Linked DNA regions of Homo sapiens: region 2 is linked to region 1. Evidence: chromatin loops called from intact Hi-C (ENCODE). Cell type or tissue: HCT116. All regions are shown on one strand. Links, peaks and the distances in the headings refer to the core of each region. The heading gives the core; the rest is flanking DNA.

What was found. Hi-C counts contacts between places; a loop is a spot of excess contacts. Peaks named below come from ENCODE experiments on the same cell type or tissue, not always from the same donor. Only the 100,000 strongest peaks of a DNase experiment are listed, where the experiment ranks them.
Region 2: it touches region 1 in a loop (14-fold over the local background); 54 of 110 quality-filtered maps call a loop at or near these places.

The regions. Positions count from the first base shown.
Region 1 is chr14:45,522,232-45,531,098 of GRCh38, reverse strand. All of the region lies in intron 2 of LOC105370476 (a long non-coding RNA gene), which reads right to left. Among named protein-coding and RNA genes, the nearest start is that of LINC02303, 190 kb to the left of the region's middle. In HCT116, for the core only: a CTCF peak has its summit at 3,606 (motif pointing right); a DNase peak (open chromatin) is centred at 3,668; H3K27ac peaks cover 517 bases.
Region 2 is chr14:45,423,165-45,432,031 of GRCh38, reverse strand. All of the region lies in intron 2 of LOC105370476 (a long non-coding RNA gene), which reads right to left. Among named protein-coding and RNA genes, the nearest start is that of MIS18BP1, 170 kb to the right of the region's middle. In HCT116, for the core only: a CTCF peak has its summit at 5,174 (motif pointing left); a DNase peak (open chromatin) is centred at 5,161.

The DNA.
Region 1 (8,867 bases), core at 380-8,379:
AGGAGCCTGGGTTGATTTCATGTCCTCACTATTGTGAATAGTGTAGAAATAAGCATATGAGTGCATGTGTCTTTTTAGTACAATAATTTATTTTCTTTTAGATATATACCCAGTAACGGGATTGTTGGGTCAAATGGTGACTCTGTTTTAAGTTCTTTGAGGAATCTTCAGACTGCTTTCCACAGTGAAATAACTAATTCATATTCCCATTAACCGTGTGTAAGTGTTCCCCTTTCTCCACAACCTCTCTAGGATCTGTTATTTTTCTGACTTTTTAATAGTAGCCTTCCTGACTAGTGTGAGATGGCATCTCATTGTGGTTTTGATTTGCATTTCTCTAATGATTACTGATGCTGAGCATTTTTTCATATGTTTGTTGGCCACATGTATGTCTTCTTTTGAGAAGCGTCTCTTTATATCCTTTGCTCACTTTTTAATGGGGTTATTTGTTTTTCGCTTCTTGATTTGTTTAAGTTCCTTATAGATTCTGGATACTAGGCCTTTGTCAGATTCACAGTTTGCAAATATCTTCTCTCATTCTGTAGATCATCTGTTTCTTTTGCTGTGCAGAAGCAATGTTTAATTAGGTTCTACTTGTCTACTTTTGGCTTTGTTGCAATTGCTTTTGGGGACTTAGTCAAAAATTCCTTGCCAAGGCTAACATCAAGAAGAGTATTTCCTAAATTTTCTTCTAGGATTTTTATAGCTTGAGGTCTTACACTTACAACATTAATCCATTTGAGTTAATTTTTGTATATGTTGAAATGTAGGGGTACAGCTTCAAAATTCTAAATATGGCTAGCCAGTTATCCCAGTACCATTTGTTGAATAGGGATTCCTTTTCCCCTTGCTTGGTTTTATCAACTGTGTTAAAGATCAGATTGTTGTAGGTGTGTGGCTTTATTTCTGAGTTTTCTATTCTGTTCCATTGGTATGTGTCTGTTTTTGTACCTGCACCAAGCTGTTTTGGTTTCTGTAGCTTTATGGTATGGTTTAAAATCAGGTAGTGTGATGCCTCCAGCTTTGTTCCTTTTGCTTAGGATTGCTTTGGCTGTTCTGGCTATTTTTTGGTTCTATATGAATTTTACAATAGCTTTTTTTTTAATTCTGTGAAGAATGACATTGGTAGATTGGCAAGAATAACACTGAATCTGTAAATTGCTTTGGGGAGTATGACAATTTTTACAATATAAATTCTTCCAATCAATGAGCATGGGATGTTTTTTCATTTATTTTCATCATCTCTGATTTCTTTCAACAGTGTTTTGTAGTTGTCCTTGTACAGCTCTTTCACCTTCTAGGTTAGTTGTATTCCTAGGAATTTGATTTTCTTAGTAACAGTTGTGAGTGGGATTGGGTTCTTGATTCACTCTCAGCTTAGATGTTTGTAGCGTATAGACATGCTACTGAATTTTGTACATTGATTTTGTATCCCAAAACGCTATTGAAATCATGTATTTAAATGATTAAATAATCATTTAGGAGCCATTAAATCTTCTTGGAGCCTCTTGACTGAATCTATGCGGTTTTCTAGGTATAGAATTCTATCATCTGTGAATATAGATCTTTTAACTTCCTCTATTCCTATTTGGATGCCTTTCATTTATTTTTCTTGCCTGATCGCTCTGGCTAAAATTTTCAGTGCTGTGTTGAATACAAATGGTGAAAGTGGGCATTCTTGTCTTGTTCCAGTTCTCAAGGAAAATAGTTCAAGCTTTTGCCCATTCAGTATGACGCTGGTTGGCTCTGGATTTGTCATAGATAGCTCTTATTATTTTGAGGTATGTTCCTTTGATGTCTAGTCTGTTGAGGGTTTTTATCATGGAAGAATGTTGGATTTTATCAAAGGCTTTTTCTACATCTGCTGATATGATCATATGATTTTTGCTCTTTATGTGGTGATGTTGACCCAGCCTTGCATTCCAGGAATAAAGCCTGCTTGATCATGGTGTATTAACTTTTTGATGTGCTGCTGGATTTGATTTGCTAAGGATTTTTGCATTTATGTTCATGAGGAAAACGGGTCTGAAGTTTTCTTTCTTCATTGTGTCTTTGCCAGACTTTGGTATCAAGCTGATGCTGGCTTCATAGAATGAGTTATGAGGGAACTGCTCACTTTTAATTTTTTGAACAGTTTCAGCAGGATGGGTATCAGTTCTTTGTAGGTGTGGTAGAATTTAACTATGAATCCATCCATCTGGCCCAGGGCTTTTTTTGGTTGGTACGTTCTTTGTTGCTAATTGAATTTCAAAAATAGATAATGGTCTATTCGGATTTCAATCCCTTCCTGATTCCATTTTGGGAGACTGTGCACTTCCAGGAATTTATCCATTTCTTCTAGATTTTCTATTATTGATACGTGTGCATAAACTTGTTCACAGTAGTCTCTGAGGATCTTCCGTATTTCTGTGGGATCAGTTGTAATATCATCTTTGTCATTTCTCATTGTGCTTATTTGGATTTACTCTTTCTTTTTCTTTGTTAATCTAAATAGGGTTCTATCAATTTGAATTATTTTTTCAAAGAACCAACTCTTGGTTTCACTGATCTTTTGTATGGATTTTTGCATCTCAATTTCATTAAGGTCTTCTCTAATTTTAGTTATTTCTTTTCTTCTGCTAGCTTTGGAGTTGGTTTGTTCTTTTTTTTCCATAGTTCCTTTAGGTGAAAAGTTAGATTGTTAATTTCACATGTTTCTAATGTCTTTATGAAGGCATTTAGGGCTATAAATGTTTCTCTTAACACTGCTTTGGCTCCATCTCAGAGATTCTGGTTCTCTGTATTTCTTGGATTTGCATGTTGAACTCTCTTACAAGATTATGAAAATTTTCATGGACTATATTCTCAAATATATTTTCCAAGTTGCTTATTATCTCTCCTTCTGCCTCAGGAATGCCAATGAGTTGTAGATTTGGTCTCTTTACATAATTTCAAATTTCTGGAGGTTTTATTCATTTTTCTTAATTTTTGTCTGAGTTGATTCAAAGAACCGGTCTTTGAGCTCTGAGATTCTTTCCTCAGCTTGGTCTATTCTGCTGATACTTCTGATTGTATTCTGAAATTTTTCCACTCAGGAAGTTCAATTGGGTATTTTTTTTTTTTTTTTGAGACGGAGTTTCACTCTTGTCACCCGGGCTGGAGTGCAATAACGCGATCTCGGCTCACTGCAACCTCCGACTCCCGGGTTCAAGTGATGCTCCTGCCTCAGCCTCCTGAGTAGCTGGGATTACAGGCACCTGTCACAAAGCCGGCTAATTTTTTGTATTTTTGGTAGAGATGGGGTTTCACCATGTTGGCCAGGCTGGGCCTCGAATTCCTGACCTCAGGTGATCCACCCGCCTTGGCCTCCCAAAGTGTTGGGATTACAGGCGTGAGCCACTGCACCCTGCCATTGCTAAAGTTCTTATGCTGATTATTTCTCATTTGGAGGGCTGGTATTCTTTTAATTGTGGTGTAAATTGCGTATAGTCTGTTGGCTTCATTTGTGGACGTTTTCAGGGAATTAAGACTCTGTACAGGGTCTTTGTGGTAGAATTTATGTTCTTGGTTTTGTAGGAAGGAGAATTAGTAAAGTGATTTTTTTGTGTGTGTTGTAGTTTGGGCGGCAATCCAGTAGATGGTGCTTGAGAGCAATGGACAATAGGCTCCTATTCAGCCATTTGGCTCCTCTGGTGTTTGTAGCTGTGTCATGCGGTTTGAAGGGGAGACAGATGACACCCTCGCCAGGTCTACTCTGGGACTTAAGGCGGCCACCTCCAATCACTGGCACTATGCCCGTCATGTTGCTACTGTTGTTCTTATGTCTTTGGGGTCGCTGGTCTCCCTTGGGCAGAGGTCTGGTAGGGAAATACACCACACCCTTACCATACCAACTCTGTGGAGGGAGGCATGGCTAGGTCCCATATCAGTTTGCAAACCTGTGTGACTCAGCCATCTCAGATTTCTGAAAGTGTAGTCTCCTCCCCCATTCAACTGCCAAGTGCAGATCCCAGGTTGGCACTCCTGAACCACAGGCTGCAGTTCTGAGGCTACAGGACCCACTTGGGCTCCTTCCTCCAGATGCACTGGGTTGAGTTTCAGGTGCAGTGTGGGATCTGAAGGGCTCCCATGCTGCGGGAATGCACTCAGGTGGTGCAAAGCACCAAGGCTGGGCAGGAGGCTGCGCTGTGTACATGCTTCTACCCCACAGCGAGGCAGGAGCCCTGGGAAGGGCTGGCGGGCCGTCATCGGGCCTGCAGGACAGATGTGCTCCAATCCTGCAGGGAAGCAGGCTCTGCTTTGTCCCCAGCAGTTAGCTGGAGCCATAGCCTCTCTGAGGGAGGCTGGTAGCCCTGGCGTTGGGCACGTATGTCCAGGCTTTACCAGAGCTGACCCATGTTCCAATATTCCTGGCTCTGTGCCTACTACAGCTTCATCTCTGTCTAATCTCCAGGGAGATGCCCCTGCCAGCTCACAAGTCAGTGTGGGTGTGGTGTCCCTTGCAGCTAGAACCCCAGAGGTCAATGATGGGAATGAGCAGACCCTCAGTCCCTTCACTCACCCCTTCTCCCAGGTTTCATTCAGGACAGGGGACGGGCCATAGCATTCAGGCACTCCACCTGGGATTCCCAACTTCCTCCCTCTTCAGCCTTAACAGCTGCATATTTTTTTCCATCCACATTCAGTGTTATCTCTCCAAAGATCTGTTCAAATTATGTTGGTGTAGTTGAAATTGTGTTCTCTCTCTATAGGAGCAGCACTTCCTGGCTGCATCTAGTTGGCCATTTTGGAAACAGTCAATCAAATCACTCTTAAACTAGAAACATTTCCCAGATTCTGAGGTGTCCTGACTTCATAGTATGAATCTCCCTGTACCATTTCCCAGCTTCCAGGTGTCCTATCATTCTCCCTATGGATCTTCCAGTACCTGCAGGTCACAGGGCAACAGAGGCTGCAGGAGAGTTACCTAAGGCCTCCTGGATCAGAGGACATGGAATAGTCTTAAAAATCTAAGATAATAAAATTATACCAAGTATCTTTTCCAATCACAATGGAATGAAACTAGAAATTGTAACAGCAAGAAAATTGACAAATATATGAAAATTAAGTAAGACATTCAAACAACCATTGGGTCAATTAGAAAATCAACTGGGGAATTTTTAAAATATCTGTAATCAAACCAAAACAAAAACGCAACTTTCCAAAATTTTGGGGATGCAGCAAAGGCAGTTATTAGAGAAAGATTTATACCAATAAATGCTTACATCTAAAAAGAAAAACATCTCAAAGAAACAAACTAATTGTATACCTCAAGGAACTAAAAAGCAAACAAAACATTAAACTCAAAGTAAGCAAAAGGAAGGAAATAATTATAATCAGAGAAAAAACAAATAGAGAAAACAAAGACTACAGAAAAAATTCAAAAGTGAGTTTTTTTAAAAAAAAGTATATATATATATACACACTAAATCAACAAACCATTAGGTAGACTAAAAGAAAGAAAAAAGAGAGAAGACTCAAATAAGTAAAATCAGAAATGAGAGAGGAGACATTACAACAGATGCCTCAGAAATAAAAAGGATCATAAGGGACTATTATGAACAATTATAGTCCAACAAATTGGGTAACCTATAGGAAATAGATAAATTCCTAGAAGCATACAACTCATCTAGACTAAATCAAGGAGAAACAGAAAGCCTGAACAGACCAATAACAAATAGAGATGAAGTAGTAATCAAAAGCCTTTCAACAAAGAAAAGCCCAGGGCCAGATGGCTTCACAGCTGAATTCTACCAAAATTCAAGGAAGAATTCATACCAATACTTCTTAATCTCTTCAAAAAATAGAAGTAGAGGGTATATTTCCAAATTCATTTTATGAAGGCAGCATCACCCTAAAACCAAAGCCAGGCAAAGATACCACAAGAAAAAAACCTTCAGGCCAATATCTCTAATGAACATTGACGCAAAAATCCTCAATAAAATACTAGCCAACTAAATTCAACAACACATCAAAAAGATTATATACATGATCAAATGAGACTTATCCATGGGATGCAAGGTTGGTTTAACATATGCAAATCAATCAATGTGATATACCACTTTAACAAAAAGAAAGACAAAAACCACACGATCATCTGAATAGATGCATAAAAAGCATTTGACAAAGTTCAACAAACCTTTATGATAGAAACCCTCAACAAAATAGGTATAGAAGAAAAGTGCTTCAACCTAATAAAGGTCATTAATAAGAAGCTTACATGTAATATCATAATGAATGGGAAAAACTGAAAGCTTTTACTCTAAGACCCAGTACAAGGCAAGAATGTCCCTCTTGCCACTTCTATTCAATATAGTACTGGAAGAACTAGCAAGAACAATTAGACAAGAAAAAGAAATAATATAAATCCAAATCAGAAAGGAGTAAGCTTATCCCTATTTGCAGGTGATATGATCCTATACATAGAAAAGCCCAAAGATGCCACCCACAGCAAAACTTTTGGAATAAATGAATTCAGTAGAGTAGCAGGACACAAAATTAACACCAAAAAAATTTTTACATTTCTTTACACCAGTATTATTCTACCCGAGAAAGCAATCAAGAAAACAATCCTAATTACAATAGCATCAAAAAGATTAAAGAATTTAGGAAATAAGTTTAAGCAAGGAAGTGAAAGATCTGTGTAATGAAAACTATAATACACTAATAAAAGAAATTGAAGAAGAAACAAATAAATGGAAAGCTATCTCATGTGTATAGATTGGAAGAATTAATTTTGTCAAAATGCTCATATTACCTGAAGCAATCTATAGATTCAATGCAATCCCTATACCCCATCAAAATTTCAATAACCTTTTCACAGAAATAGAAAAAAATCCTAAAACTTGTATGGAACCATAAAAGACCCCAAGTATCCAGAACAATCTTAAGAAAAACAAATTTGGAGGTATCGCACTTCCTAATTTCAAATCATATTACAAATCTATAGTAATCAAAACATTATGGTGCTGGCTTAAAAACAAATACATAGATCAATAGAATAGGATAGAGTTCAGAAATGAACCCAAGCATATACAGTCAACTAATTTTTGACAAGGCCACCAAGAAGACACAATGGGGAAAGGACAGCCTCTTCAGTAAATGGTACTGGAGAAACTGGATTTCCACATGCAAAAGAATGAAACTGGACCTTATCTTATGCTATACACAAAAATCAACTCAAAAACAGATTAAAGACCTAAACATAAGACCTGAAGCCCTAAAACTCCCAGAAGAAAGCATAATGGAAAAAGCTCCTTGATATTGGCCTTGGCAATGATTTTTTGGAAATCACACCAAAATTCCAGGCAATCATAACAAAAATAAACAAGTGAGATTATATCAAACTGAAAAGCAAAGGAAACAACAGAATGAAAAGGCAGCTTTCAGATTGTGAGAAAATATTTGCAAACCATATATCTAATAAGGGGTGAATATTCAAATTATATAAAGAATTCACACAACAGCAAAAAACAATTAATTCTATTTAAAAATGGGCTAAGGACCCAAATAGACATATCTCCAAGGAAGACACACAAATAGCCCACAGGTTTATAAAAAGTGCTCAACATCACTAATCATCAGGGAAATGTAAATAAAAACCACAGCGATGTATTACCTCACACCTGTTAGAATGGGTATCACTAAAAAGACAAGATAAGTGTCAGCAAGGGTGTGGAGAAAGTGGAACCCTTGTGTACTATTGGTGAGAATGTAAATTATTATGACCATTGTAGAAAACAGTATGGACTGTCTGCAAAAAACTAAAAATAGAACTATCATATGACCCTACAATCCCTCTGCTGGGTGTATACCCAAGAAAATGAAATCAGCATGCCATAGAGATATCTGCACTCCCATCTTTCTTGCAGTGTTACTCAAAGTAGCTAAGATATGGAAACAAGCTAAGTGTCCACCAATGAAATAGAAAAACTGATAAAGAAGTTGAGATATATGAACTGTTATTCAGCTTTTAAAAAGAAGATACTGCCATATGTAACAACATGGATGAGCCTAGAGGACATTATGCTAAGTGAAATAAGCCACATACAGAAAGAAAACTACTGCATGATCTCACTTATGTGTAGAAATTTTAAAAAGCTGGACACATAAAAACAGAGTAGAATGGTGGTTATTATGGTATAGAAAAGGAGGAAATAGGGATAAACAGGTCAAAGATACAAATTTTCAATTATGTAGGACAAATAAGTCTAGGGATTTAAGGGACAGCATGAGGACTATAGTTAATAATATTCTATTATATACTGAAAATTTGCTAAGAGAGTAGATTTTAGATGCTCTTACCACACACATAAAAGGTAACTATAGAAGGTGATAGATTGATTCGTTTGCTCAACAATAGCATTATTTCACTATGTATATCAAAACTACATGTGTACATCTTAAAATATATAATAAAAAATTCCCTACATCTTTATTTATATTATTAATTTGTTTATTCCAACTTTCACAGATAATCAAAAAATAAATTTCAGTTTGGTTTATGTCTGAATATTCCAAATTTTTTAAGCTTACAATAATCTTGTTAGTTATTAATGTGCATCTTTTTCACAGAGCAAAGTTTATATCAAAAGTGCTTATACCTTGAAACCAAATGAAATGTTTTACTGAAACTGCCTAACTTGACTCTTATCTTAACAGGAGATTAAACATTGAGTTTTCACATTCAGACTGAACTACAGCTACCTAGACTATCTATCCAGAAAAGAAATCCCCATGATAATCCAGTTTCTAAGGGGGTGTCATAGAGTCTGAGCAAGAAGGTCAGACATCAAATAACCTTGCTAAGGTTTCTTTAATTTTTTCCTTGGCTCTCCTTACACCTGCCA
Region 2 (8,867 bases), core at 183-8,182, 99 kb after region 1:
TTGAAAACAAGCACAAGACAAGAATGCCCTCTCTCACCACTCCTATTTAACATAGTATTGGAAGTTCTGGCCAGGAAAATCAGGCAAGAGAAAGAAATAAAGGGTATTCAAATAGGAAGAGAGGAAGTCAAATTATCTTTGTTTGCAGATAACATGATCCTATATCTAGAAAACCCCATAGTCTCAGCCCGAAAGCTTCTTAAGCTGATAAGCAACTTCAGCAAAGTCTCAGGGTACAAAAGTCAATAGGCAAAAATCACTAGCTTTCCTATACAACAACAGGCAAGCAGAGAGCCGAATCATGAATGAACTCCCATTCACAATTGCTACAAAAAGAATAAAATACTTAGGAATACAGATAACAAGGAAAGTGAAGGACCTCTTCAAGGATAACTACAAACCACTGCTCAAAGAAATCAGAAGGACACAAACAAATGGAAAAACATTCTGTGCTTATGGATAGAAAGAATCAGTATCGTTAAAATGGCCATACTGCCCAAAGTAATGTATAGATTCAATGCTATTCCCACTAAACTACCACAGATATTCTTCACAGAATTAGAAAAAACTATTTTAGGATTCATATGGAAACAAAAAAGAGCACAAATAGCCAAGACAATTCTAAACAATCATGCTACCCGACTTCAAACTATACTAAAACGTTACAGTGGTTACAGTGGTTTTGGTTAAAACATCATGGTACTGGTACAACAACAGACACATAGACCAATGGAACAAAATAGAGAACTCAGAAATAAGACCACACACCTACAACTATTTGATCTTCAACAAACCAGACAAAAGCAATGGGAAAAGGATTCCCTATTTCATAAATGGTGCTGGGAAAACTGGCTAGCTATATGCAGAAAACTGAAGTTGGACCTCTTCCTTACATCTTATATAAAAATTAACTCAATATGGATTAAAGACTTAAATGTAAAACCTCAAACTACAAAAACCCTAGAAGAAAACCTAGGCAATACCATTCAGGATATAGGCATGGACAAAGATTTTATGACCAAGACACCAAAGCAATTGCAACAAAAGCAAAAATTGATGAACGGGATCTAATTACACTTCTAAAGAGCTTCTGCACAGCAAAAGAAACTATCAACAGAGTAAACAGCCTACAGAGTGGGAGAAAAATTTTGCAAAGAATGCATCTGGCAAAAGTCTAACATCCAGCATCTATAAAGAACGTAAACTCAATTATAAGAAAAAATACAAACCCAATTAAAAGTAGGCAAAGGACACAAACAGGCACGTTTTAAAAGAAGACATACATGTGGCCAACAATCATATGAAAAAAAGCTCACCATCACTGATCATTAGATAAATGCAAATCAAAACCACAATGAGATACCATTTCACACCAGTCAGAGTGGCTATTACTAGAAAATCAAAAAACAGATGCTGGCGAGGTTGTGGAGAAAAAGGAATGGTTATACATTGTTGTTGTGAGTGTAAATTAGTTCAACCATTGTGGAAGACAGTGTGGCAATTCCTCAAAGATCTAGAGGCAAAAATACCATTCAACCCAGCAATCTCATTATTGGACATATACGTAAAACAATATAAACCATTCTGGCAGGGATCAGTGGCTCATGCCTGTAATCCCAGCACTTTGGGAGGCCAAGGCAGGCGGATCACCTGACGTCAGGAGTTCAAGACTAGCCTGGCCAACATGGTGAAACCCTGTCTCTATTAAAAATACAAAAATCAGCTGGGCGTAGTGGTTGGCATATGTAATCCCAGCTACTTGGGAGGCTGAGACAGGAGAATCGCTTGAACTCAGAAGACAGAGGTTGCAGTGAGCTGAGATCATGCCATTGCACCCCAGCCTGGGCAATAAGAGTTTAACTCCATCTCAAAAAAAAAAAAAAGAATATAAACCACTCTATTATAAAGATACATGTACATGTATGTTCATTGCAGCACTGTTCACAATAGCAAACTCATGGAATCAACTTAAATGGCCATCAGTGATAAACTGGATTAAAAAAATGTGGCACATAAATGAGACCATGTCATTTGCAGGGACATGGATGGAGCTGGAGACCATTATCAACAAACTAATGCGAGAACAGAAAACCAAATACATGTGTTCTTACTTATAAGTGGGAGCTGAATGATGAGAACACATGGACATGTGGGAGAAAACAACACACACTGGGGCCTGTCAGAGGGTGGGGGGTGGGAGGAGGGAAAGCATCAAGAAAAATAGCTAATGGACGCTGAGCTTAATACCTAGGTGATGAGATGATCTGTGCAGCAAATCACCATGGTACACATTTACCTATGTAACAAACCTGCACATGTAACCCTGAACTTAAAATAAAAGTTGGAAATTTAAAATAAAAAGAAATGTACTTTACCTTCCTTCAATAAACTCTGCTACTTAATCAGATTAGGTTTGTAGCATTCATTAGACACTGAAAGGGGCTCTGATCTTCTCCCAAAAAAAGGCTGCAAATTATGTATCCTCTACCCAGAAAAATCTGTTTTCTTGTTATTATTATTATCATTAGTATTTTTAAAATGTAATATTTTTCTGCTCTGTTCAAAATGTGTGATGTATTTCAAATTTAAAATAGAAAACAATTTTAAAGTGATGCAAACAAAAAAACAGTAAAGTGAATGATAACATGCAGAGATCACAAAGAGCAAATAGGTCCTTTAAGTTGGGATAAACTTCAATGACTGCTACATACAGTAATTCAAAAAGTGCTGTAAATGAAACAACTTTGATCTTTTAAAAAAGATTATTTGTGCAGGAGATGTATGATCAATGACTCAAAATAGACCTCTCAAAACAACAGTGAAGTAGTTTTATAAAATTAGGAAAAGAATAATTTAAAAATAATAGATTTCAAGTTTGTGTGTAACTAATTCAATATTTTTTAAATAAACTGAAATATTTCATTTGGATCCTTAAAAGTTTATATATGTATATTTATATTTGAGGTTAACTTGTATTTGTGCACATATTGGGATCTACCAAGGTAATCTAGTTAGTGTGTAGCCTATGAAAAGGACATGACTTAAATAAATCAGAGTACTTATATATGATGAAAAACTATGCAGTCTTTAAAAGTTATTTAGAAATTCCTATTTATTGACATAGAAAGGCATATATTGATAAGTAGAAAAAAGCAGTTACCTCATAACATGTATGACACAGCCTTATTTATGTGAAATAATTATATATGTAAATATATAAATGGAGAGAGAGAGATGGAAGGGCCCCCATAAATGTTAATAGTAATTGCCTTCTTTTGAAATGGTATCAGGTGATTTTTACATTTCTTGCTATACTTCTCTATATTACAATTTTTTTCAACAATCCTGCATCATTTTATAAAATTGATCAACATTTTTTAAAGAAACGAAAATTATATGTCTTTCAGATATTACATAGATTCCTATGCAACCATAATTTCTCAATGATAACAGAGCATGACATCATGGTAAATATTCCTGACCTTAATTGCAGTGGCATTTATATTAGTAGTTAGAACATCAAAGAGAAGAAAGAAAAAGAAAATCTCCCAGAACCTAACAATCCACTGAAGAATATTTAAATGCATGAGATTTTAGCCCGATGTAGCTCCATGTGAATCTGCTGCTTCACTTCAAACTACTATTAATATGACTATACTACTGTACTTACTCCCTGACATTAGCAAATATCAATTCACTACATATTATATTAAATGTGATGGCAATTTAAACCATGCATATACTATGATCCTTGCTGTGATGCCATGTTCTTGAATAACCACAATTCGAATTAGGATGGAGAAGTATCCTGTAAGGCAACTGACATGTTTCAAAAGTTCCAAAGAAAAGATCACTTTCAACCCCACTGAGCAAAAGCATTCAAAGGAGGTGGTGGTGTCTCAGCCATGCTGGGAAAAATTAGAATTCCAGGATACTAAACTAAACAGAGAAAAGACCTCCCAGAAGAGGAAGAATAAAACCCAGTCCACATATTCAGATGTATAAGAAAAATACATTTCTTTTCTACAACAACTTTTATCCCAAGCCCCCAGGATATGGAGTAATAGAAAATACTTGATGCTAGTCTTACCCTTTCCCAAATTTATATGAAGTGCCAAGGCACTGGAGTTTGTGGGGGAAGTGATTAATAAGGAATGGCCCAGTCCACACGGGTGGTTTGTTACTGTGACATTCATTATCTCTGATGACTTGGCCTCTTCAGTTTTTATGGCTCTCTGCCATTTCCATAAACAACTTTGGGAGAGAAATGTTATATAATGCCAGAGGATTCCCACTCCCTCTGTAGGGTTTTGCAGCCACCCTAATGGCACTGGAAGCAAGCCCTAGGTCCTTCTTGCCCCAGGTCCCTCTTTTCCCTGGTCCCATGGGCCTCTATCCCTTTTTACTTCCCATCCTGAAGAAAGTTCTTTCTAGTCTGGGACATGGTATATAACCTTGATGTCTTCCCAGCTTCTGATCAGCACTTGTTCTATTCCCATAAATCCTCTTCATATTAAGATTTAGAATTTTGAAACACAATACTCAGAGAGATTCACAACATGCATCTATTTCCTGTCCTGCTACATTCCTCCTCTGAAGCAATGAGCCCAAAATTGACTGCTTGCTTGAGTAGGCGGTGATAAAAAATATAGAAATATTGTTTCAAAGATAATGCCAGCCATAATGCCTTAAAAGGTTTTCAGTCAAGTCCTTGTACCATAAGTATAATTAAAAATCAACTAAATACCAAGAAATCTGCCCCTGAGGGATTAATCTAAGAGATTCTCTTCTTCTCCTGTGGAGATACTGCAGGAAAAAAAAAATCCTTCTACAATACTTGTCCATCTGAAAGCACATACAAAAAAAGCAAGTTGCTCACAGACCAATCTTGACTTAAAGTTATGTTATTATTTTACAAATATAGGGGAAGTGTGCTCAATAAATTTTTAAGTCACATTCTCTAGGAAGACTCAGAATAAAAGTCATTTCCTCTAAGAACACACGGGTTATATTAGTATTAAATCATTTACTCATGGTATAGCCAGGAGGTACTAGAACTAGGATCCCCTACTGTGACCCCAGAGCAAATTCAGCAACAGGAAAGAGATCCTTCAAGTTAATAGCAGCTTTATATAGAGAATGTACCATTAGTGCCACCTAGTGGTTGTATTGAAAAAATCCTGAGGTTTGAGTTTGTGAGTGAAATCTGAGCAGTAAGGAGGTTCCTGAGTATATTTCCACGTGTTTCAATCAGGGAAATGCACCCTGGTACATTCCCACATGTTTCAATCAGAGAAACATAGCTGCTTCTGGAAAATACTACAGCTTGGCAGCCAGGCACCAAGTCTGATTTTCATCCTGTTCAAGTCTTAGAATCTATCTCCCCATAAGTTTCCTCTGTCTTCTTTTAACATTGTATCATTTATATTCCTCAATTTTATTTTATTCCTAACATTCTTTCACCTTCAGTATCCAAATTATCAGTAAGAATCTTCTCCTCCTCCTATTATGAACAACTATAAGCTCACAAACTAGAAAATCTAGATGAAATAGATAAATTCCTGGAAACACACAACCTACCAAGATTGAAACAGGAAGAAATAGAACTAACTCCTGAACAGACCAATAACGAATAGCGAGATTTAATCAGGAATATAAAAACCTCTCAACCAAAAAAAACAGCCGAGGACCAGATGAATTCACAGCCAAATTCTATCAAATATACAAAGAATTAATACCAATCCTCTTGAAACTATTCCAAAAAATCAAGGAGGAATGAATTTTCTTTAACTCATTCCACAATGTCAGTACCTCCCTCATGCCAAAATCAGATAAGGATAAAATAAAAAAAAGAAAACTACAGACCAATATCCCTGATGAACACAGATGTAAAATTCCTCAACAGAATACTAGCAAACCAAATTCAACAGCACATCAAAAAGATAATATACCATGAATAGGTGGGATTCATCACAGGAATGCAAGGATGGTTCAACATATGCAGATCAATAAATATGATATATCATATTAACAGAATTAAAAACAAAAACCATATGATCATCTCAATACAGAAAAAGGATTTGATTAAATTCAGCACACCCTTCATGATAAAAATTTTCAACAAGCTAGGCATAGAAGGAATGTACCTCAACACAATACAGGTCATGTATGACAAAACCACAACCAACATCATACTTAATGGGGAAAAATTGAAAGCATTCCCTTGTTAAAAGAAAAACTTCAGCTGAATTAAATTTAAAGGAGTTTAATTGAGCAAAGAACGATCTGTGAATCAGGTAGCCCCCAGAATCACAGCAGATTTGGAGAGACTACAGAGATGCCTCGTGGTAAAAACAAATTTATAGACAAAAAAAAAAAGGAAAGTGACATACAGAAATCAGAAGTGAGATACAGAAACAACTGGATTGGTTACAGCTCGGCATTTGCCTTATTTGAACACAGTTTGAACACTCAGCAGTGTATGAGTGGTTGAAGTATGGCTGCTGGAATTGGCCAAGACTCAGCTATTGTTGCATACGCCAAAGTTAGGTTTTCAATCTTGTCTACCTATCAAGCTAGTTTGCAGTTCATCCACAAGGACTCAAATATAGAAGTATATTCTCAGGCCACATTTAGTTTGCTTTAACAATTCTCCCCTTTTGGTCATTTTCTCAATTTTGAGAGATTGACCAAAACTTCAATTATTGATGTCATATTACCATCATTAATATACTTTTTGGTTTTGAAACCCACTTGGAAACAGTAGAACAGTGAATTTTTCAAAGGTAGGAACAAGGACTGAGTAGAGGGTACCTCTTTATGCTGCAGCATCCTGTTTACAGGAGAAAAACAAAACCTGGTTCATTCTAGGATCTATGAGTTTACTTAAAGTGTCAGTTTGATTATGTCACATTTAGCAAAAGCAACTCCATTTTTGTTTGGTTTGGTTTCTTGGGGCCTAGTGCATAAGCTCAATCCAAAACAATGGACATCCATAATTTTGTTTTAAAAAAAAAATCTGGCCGGGCATGGTGGCTCACCCCTGTAATCCCAGCACTCTGGGAGGCCAAAGCAGAAGGATCACCTGAGGTCAGGGATTCAAGACCAGCCTGGTCAACATGGTGAAAGCCCACCTCTGCTAAAAATACAAAAATTAGCTGAGTGTGGCAGCACATCCCTGGAGTCCCAACTACTCAGGAGGCTGAGGCAGGATAATCACTTGAACCCAGGAGGCAGAGGTTACATTGAGCGGAGATCATGCCACTGCACTCCAGCCTGGGCGACAGAGTGAGATTCCATCTCAAAAAAAAAAAGACAAAAAAAAAACCAAAAACTTTTTCATCAGGTTCTCACTTAGGTGAGAGTGTTACCAAAATTTAGTCACTCAGTGCCACTCTCAGTTACCATCATTTTGGGTTTCTGGTCTCAGGTTGTCATTCATAAGCTACAGTGTCCTCATGGTCACACATTTCTTTCAGTTCTTGTCATTCCAGTTGAAGAGAGACCATTTGGCATTCTAGACATGGCTGCATGCAAACACTTAAAACATTTGAGAGAATACAGTGCACCAGAGAATATTATGACTATTGAGAGGATAATACCAAGAGTTTGGAGTATGCTCCTTACCATGGGTTCCCATAAACCAAACCACCTAAAATCAAATAGATCAAAGAATGAGCTAGATAAAGAGTCTAGTTGCTTAACTAACTAGTCTTTTCATTAATCCCCTACAACTGAATCTCTATAATACCCAGTGTCTTCTCCATAGGCCATAAGTGCCAGCAGCTGCACATATACTTCTCTATTTAGCCAATTCTATTATTTAGCATCATTTTCACATGAGAATTTAAAGTCTGTTGTGTAACTATAGCCTGTACAGTAGAATCTACTGTAGTTCCTCTCATAAGGGAGACATTTCTAATCATTGCCTCTTTTACTCCAACTATGGGAAAAAAAAAAAAAACGTACTATGCCCTTCTAGAAGAGTAAAGGCCTCCTGGCAATGTTCCCTTTAACCATAATATGGGTTAAGAGAAGTGAACCAATGTTCTGTTTCTGACTGATTATGAGGCAATGTATGTACCATTAAAGTTTCTCACCTACATTGGGTCTTCATCTTTATCAAAGTATAAGGTTATCCATGTATTAAGGCTGGCTGCAAAATAATTCATAAATAAAAGTAAATACATGCACATAACAGACTCCCTTTTCACTTCTATTGTTCATAAAGGCATAAGCAAGGAAAAAAATATCCAAAGATAAGAGTCTCGTAATAGTAAAAGTCTTGACCCATGATCTTGGAAAAAGCTGTTCACATCAAGGATGCCATCCTCTTCTGGGCAGAAATTTCTGTGGTTAGCTTTACCTTAAGGGTTCCAATGAGTGTACTGTTCCAAGAGTATGCAGGGACCCCCTTTTCAGTTGTGAGATTATGAACCCATGGTTCAAGGCCCAAAGTTTTGCTGTAGTATAGACATCAAGGGCAGTCTTTCTCTGATGTTATCGGAAGAGTCAATCTTTGAGTTCTAGATTGTGAAGGGGTTGATTGTCCTCAATCAGTGAATCATAAAAAGCTTTCTTTACCTGATGAAAATACACTGTAGTATAATAATTCACTTTATAATATCAGCCCTCTTGCATGGGAAAGCTTTTAAACAACCAGAAAAAATGCATTGAAAATGACAATTGAATGAAATCCCTTTATAAATATTTAAAGAGTCCATTAGGTAGCCAAATGTACCTGAAGCTTTGATTGTCTTCCCAGGAATATGAGTTTGACAAACCAAACATTGGTCATAAACTATTTTAGCAATTTAGAAGTCACCACACCAATATATATTTAATTTGGACCTTTAATTTTATCTTTT